Linked DNA regions of Homo sapiens: region 1 is linked to region 2. A link is a contact called in ENCODE Hi-C or POLR2A ChIA-PET data. All regions are on one chromosome and are shown on one strand. The core of a region is the stretch at or near the end of the contact, and the rest is flanking DNA. Distances in the headings are between cores, read along the strand shown. Region 1 overlaps DAPK2 (death associated protein kinase 2). Region 2 overlaps HERC1 (HECT and RLD domain containing E3 ubiquitin protein ligase family member 1).

Region 1 (2,700 bases), core at 188-2,687, 300 kb after region 2:
ATTATCTGAGTCCAGGTGCATTGTATTCTGGGAATTTGGCCTCTAGAGAGACTTCAAATGAAAGAACATAGTTTCATAGACAAGAAAAAGCTGGAAACAAGCTAAGCATTCTCCACTAAGGAACAGCTTTGGCAATCAGATGTTCTGGATGCAATAGACAATTATATAAACATTAAAATAGCAAGTATGAACATCATAAGGGACATGTTTATAAAATAATAAGTGAACATGCACAAATGATATGTATGGTTTGATTCAATTTTTGTATTAGAGAACACAGATGCAAAAGTGCATGAGGATAACAAATAGTTGAGTGAAACTTTTCCTTTTAAAATTTCCTGTGTTTTAAAAGTAAGAAAATGAGAAGAAACACCTGCATAGACATCCCTAACCAACAGAGCAGTGCACTGCTGTCATCCAATCAAGGGTGTACTTGAGGGACAGGCCACAGAGCTGCAGCATCACCAAGGGCCTTACAGATGACAGGGGAGGAAAGGGTAGGATCCCCTTTTCAGTCTGCAAACATAAGACCTCTTTGTTTAAAGGAGGCATAGGAAAGTTGGCCAGAATTTATTGTCACAGCTGATCCTTCCCTCAAGGTGTCCTGGACATGAGGCCCTCCTCTATTTTCACCTCCTGTGCATACCTCCATCATGGGATTCAGCCCATTTTACTGAAATTCTCTATATATTATTCTCCCTTAGTAGACTGTAATTGTCCAGCCTTGTACCCCCAGGCACCAACTACAGTGGATACACAGTAGATCTGCAGTGCATGTTTTCTGAATGGACTTGGGCTAGTATCTCTTCATTACCTGCCATCCTCCTGAGCTAGACTTTTACAGACCAACACTTAGTACAGCTTCCTGATCAGTGTTGCTGTCTTCAGCCCTCCACCCACACACCCAATCCACACCCCACATTCCCCAGTATATTGTCCTACAACGCAGACATCATCATGTTCTCTGCTCAAGATTATTTTCTCCTTCCCATCAAGCCTGAGCTCCTTGGCCAGGCCCCAGGGGCCTTTCACCACCTAGCCTCATTCTACTTGCCCAAATGTACTCTGCTTCCCAGCAGACACACCCCAACACACTCATTTCCACCTCTGGGTTTCTGCTAGCCCTATTTGCCTAAACTAGGAGGTCGTCTGCCTACCCAAATGCTACTCCTGTTTTAAGTTCAAGTTCCAGCTCCTCCTGGAAGTCTTCCCTGACCATGCCACCCCCCAGGAATCCTCACCTTGGAATATGTTAGCTCCTAAAGTTCAGTACACTTAATTGTCTCTTTATGCTCATTTCTTTACTGTGTTTGCCTTTCCCCCCGCCCCTAAATTAGGTTAATCTGTTAAGGGCAGGGCAATGTCTTACACTTCATCTGTGTGACCCACCACACCCACTGTAAGAGAGGCACCTTACAGCAGCTCAAGACTTCGAGGTGGTTAGCACTAAAAATCTGAAACACAGTCATGATGAGTAACGACAAAAGCAGTTTCCAGTGGCACAAAGGCTTGTTCTAGGCAGCCAGCACAGTTGGGCTGTGGGTAAGAGGGTTTGTCAAAGGGCCTTAGAATTGTAAACCTATGCCACTGAAACAAACTGAGTTCTCTGTAGCACCTGATGGTATAAACCAGTGTTTCTCAAAGTGTGACCCGAGACCAGTAAGATCAGGATCATCTGGGAACCTGTCAGAAATGCAAATTATCAGGCCCTAAGCTCAGACCCACAGAGTCAGGAACTCTGGGGGTGGGGCCCAGCATCTGTGGTTTGATAAGCCCTCTGAGGATTCTAATGCCCACCAAAGTTTGAGAACCACGAGTTCTCACGCAACAGGAATATCCTGGTATGCCAGAAGGTTCAGTTTCTTCTATCTCTAAAGACGGCCTATAAATATCATTTTTAACTTATGTCTTTCTGTTTACTACTACTCTCAATAACAATAGTAATAATATAACAACAGTATTGACTGCTTAGTGTCCTCTGCCAACTTTCCCAACTACAGTTTTCAGGAGCAAGAAGTTATCAGCATAGGTATAGGCATGGGGATCCGCATTCTTGGCTTTTTCAATGTGATGATGATCCCTACATTTGTCTCTCAGCCTCAAACCAGTTATTTCTCATCACTCCCAAATCCCAGCTGACCACTTCAGGCAAAGTCCCCACCCGCCTGCCTTAATGTCTTGATTTTCAGAGTTGGCACTTTAATTGTTCTGAGCCCCTACTGCAGTTTTGGTCTCTCATTTGTCTACCCATCCCCACTTCGGAAAACAATGGGTCAGTCTGCTACCAGCTTGGGTTTTATCCCATTCATGAAGACAAGCTTCCCATGGACTCATTCTTCAGCACCTGTCCCAGCTCTGCATGTCAGTGGGTGGGGTGGGTTTGTGTGTAGAACAGCAGCCGAGCTTCCTGTAATCTTGTTTATAAACTGTTGATGCATGTCCTGACCGCATCACAAGAGGGTTCACAGGGAAGCCGTCAGTCTTGGGGCAGAATCTGCAGGGCACCAGCAACCCCATGTGGAGGTGGCTGACTCATTCTGTGGTCTCCTGTCTGGGGACATAGCAACAACACAGACCCAGAGCTACTTGGCAGAGGGCCCCACTCATGGTAGGCACCCAATCTGAACCCTCCAGATTAGCATAAAGGCAGGACAATGGAACAGATAAAGCCATATGCAAAGGATCAGGATCAACAGCTCA
Region 2 (2,700 bases), core at 140-2,639:
GTTCATACAACAGAGGAATTTCAGAATTACACATGGAGCTTATAGATAAGTCCATCTCAAACGCTAGCATTTCTCTATGAGCTGTCACATGATATGACCAAGATCCCACCGCTCTTTAACAGTAGAATCGAGACCAGAAGCCAAGTCTGACACATCACCATATACACAACAGGCACTACCATCTTCGTATCACACAGTAAGACACTAAAGCCCAGGGAGGTCATAGCACATATAGAATCACACACAAGGCAGAGGAACAGCCAAATTGAAAACCTAGCTACCAATTAACTCCAAGTCCAAAGTTCCTCAAGTAGAAGCAATCTTCTAGATAGTTTTCGCTTTATATTTTACCAGTGACACTGTAGCATACCTTTACCTCACCTCCTTTTTATATAAATTAGCATCTTATTTATCTTTACCCTAAATGCCTGCAGTCCAGGTTCTGAGGCTTTTTTGATAGTTAACAGAGCTGTTAAAAGATTTTGAGTAGAGGAGGTATAAACAGATTTGTACTTTAGATATGTTAGTCTTGTGAAATGTGGAAGGTGGGCACAAGGCAAGAGGTGAGGCAACCAGTTTGAAGGCTTCTGCACACGTCCACTCAAAAGAGAAAGTTTAAAACAGAGCAGTGGCAGAAGGAAAGGGAGAGGAGAGGACATTGGAGACACACTAACGGTAAAATTTTTAAGACTTAACTGGATTGGGAAGGGGTGGAGAATAAAGGGATCAGGAGATAAGAAAAAAGAGTCAAGGATGATCCCAAGTTTCTTGCTTGGATAGTTAATGTACCACCTACTAAAATAGGGAATAAAAGAGAAACAGGTTTGGAGAGAGACGAGTTCACTTGTAGATAGGTTAAGATTGGGGTAACCCAACTCATTCGGGTGGAATGTCCATCAAAGAGTCAGATATATGAATTTAGAGTTTAAAAAGAAGTCAGAACAAGAGATTGAAACCATTAACACATATGTGGTAAACATATATGCAATATAGTTATTTCTCTTAAAGTTATTTTTGAAAAAATTTTTATATGTCTAAAACAAACATATTACTTACTCTAACCAAAGCCTTACATATCATATACCTTGAAAACAAAAATCTTTCTTTACTGAATCTGGGTATACCTACCAGTGCGTAACCCTCTTCATCTGATTCAGGCTGAGACAAATCAGATTCACTCCTCGATTTGATCAGTCTATAATTTGGGCTTGTGTGGACTAGCCGGCTCTCTGCAGTAAGACTTTCACTCCTGTCTCACATGTACAAAAAAAAAAGTTTTTTGATTTAGGACTGTTAGTGAACATAAAATTGAATGGAATTGGAGCACAGAGATAATATACACACACAGGGAGGAGTAATGTCAGTTGACAGGAAATCCTGACTCTTGTCTGAGCACAAAGACCTTCTCAAAATAATTTGCATGTCACTAAACTACAGAGCAATGCAAGTAACTTCACATGCTTTTTCACTGCTGTTGTTTATATATACGAAAAATTGTGCCTCCTCATTTAATCAGAAATTTATAGCCCATGCTGAATCAGTATCAGTATTTACTTTACTTTAAGTTCATCCTAGTCAATTTGCATTTCTTCTTTCATGTCTATGTTAACATCAGAACACTGTAACTTTGGAAACAAACCATTTCAGTGCATAAAGTAATAAAGGGAAGTGAGTAGGTCATGTTTTCAGTGTCTAGTCAGTCCCACCTGGTCATAAGTCCACCCCCTTCAGAGGCACTTGTTGAAGGTTGCTGCAACTGTCCTTCTTCTCTTCGCTTCTGAAGCTCATCTATCACAGGACTTACTCCTAATATTAACAGGGCACACCGATGGATCACGGAGTTGCATGCAGCAGTGTACACATCCTGACCCTCAGGAAGGTCTGTGCTGACCCTTCGCTCTTGCTGAGACTGAGGAGGTGGATCATCAGCTCGAGCCCCAGACCCTGCCCCACTGTTCATTCTATCTCGGTCTCGGCTACGAGCTACTTCACGGGCTGAGAGGAAACACTGAAAGATTTCTGTAACATGCAACACAAAAACAAGGTCTTAACACATGGGGAGAGAAGAGCAAAGAAAATAACAATAAAAATAGTCAAAAAGTTTGGACCAAAAACTTACTGAAAGAGGGAAAAATTATTTTTTAGACATTATATACAACATAGTTAACTTAGTTAAAATTACATTTAAAATATACTAAAATACTATATTTTCATAAAAATTACATTAGGAAATACTAATCTGCCTTTACAGAATTTTAATGTAATCACAATTCAAATGTTATTAATGAATTGGATCAGTTATTTTCAACGTACGGTCCCAGACCAGCAGTACCCACATCATCTGGGCACTTGTTAGAAATGCAAATTATCAGGCCCACCCCAGACCTTCTGAATCAGAACCTCTAGGTGGGGGACCCAGCAATCTGTGTTTTAAAGGCCCTTCAGCTGATTTTGAAGCCCATAAAAGCCTGTGAAGCACAAGGTTAGGTAAAAATAACTGCTTATTTCTGAAACGTTCACAAGCTTGGTGTGAAAAATGTGAGGTTTCAAAAGAAAAAAAAAACGGACAAAATTTAAGTTATATTAGTTACAACAAAAAATTCCCTTTCCCCTTCCAAAGTCCATATAATCCCTACCATCTACACTTTGCTGTATCTTAAACACATTAAATAAGCACTGTCACTAAAGGTCTTTGCTGAA

Evidence for each region. A loop is a pair of places that touch in the nucleus more often than their neighbours do. ChIA-PET counts read pairs that join two places held with the same protein, here RNA polymerase II (POLR2A). Pooled maps may share reads with other maps.
Region 1: a map with no recorded cell type shows a loop between it and region 2 (4-fold over the local background). The contact joins two enhancer-like sites. A Hi-C loop is called at or near these places in 1 of 37 single-sample maps with no recorded cell type and 4 of 50 pooled maps. POLR2A ChIA-PET finds 5 or more read pairs at or near these places in 3 of 52 experiments (CD4-positive, alpha-beta memory T cell, WTC11 and activated naive CD4-positive, alpha-beta T cell).

What each region holds. Positions count from the first base shown.
Region 1 is chr15:64,008,439-64,011,138 of GRCh38, forward strand. All of the region lies in intron 2 of DAPK2 (death associated protein kinase 2), which reads right to left. Among named protein-coding and RNA genes, the nearest start is that of DAPK2, 37 kb to the right of the region's middle. RefSeq lists a silencer at 1,324-1,383 and an enhancer at 1,754-1,843. Within about 2 kb of position 1,438, at least 16 of the 41 ENCODE cell types and tissues checked have a DNase peak (open chromatin) inside an H3K27ac peak, as active enhancers do.
Region 2 is chr15:63,711,647-63,714,346 of GRCh38, forward strand. It overlaps HERC1 (HECT and RLD domain containing E3 ubiquitin protein ligase family member 1), which reads right to left. Exons shown (of 78, transcript NM_003922.4): 23 at 1,707-2,019; 24 at 1,129-1,249. Among named protein-coding and RNA genes, the nearest start is that of USP3-AS1, 110 kb to the left of the region's middle. RefSeq lists an enhancer at 2,606-2,700. Within about 2 kb of position 1,390, at least 3 of the 41 ENCODE cell types and tissues checked have a DNase peak (open chromatin) inside an H3K27ac peak, as active enhancers do.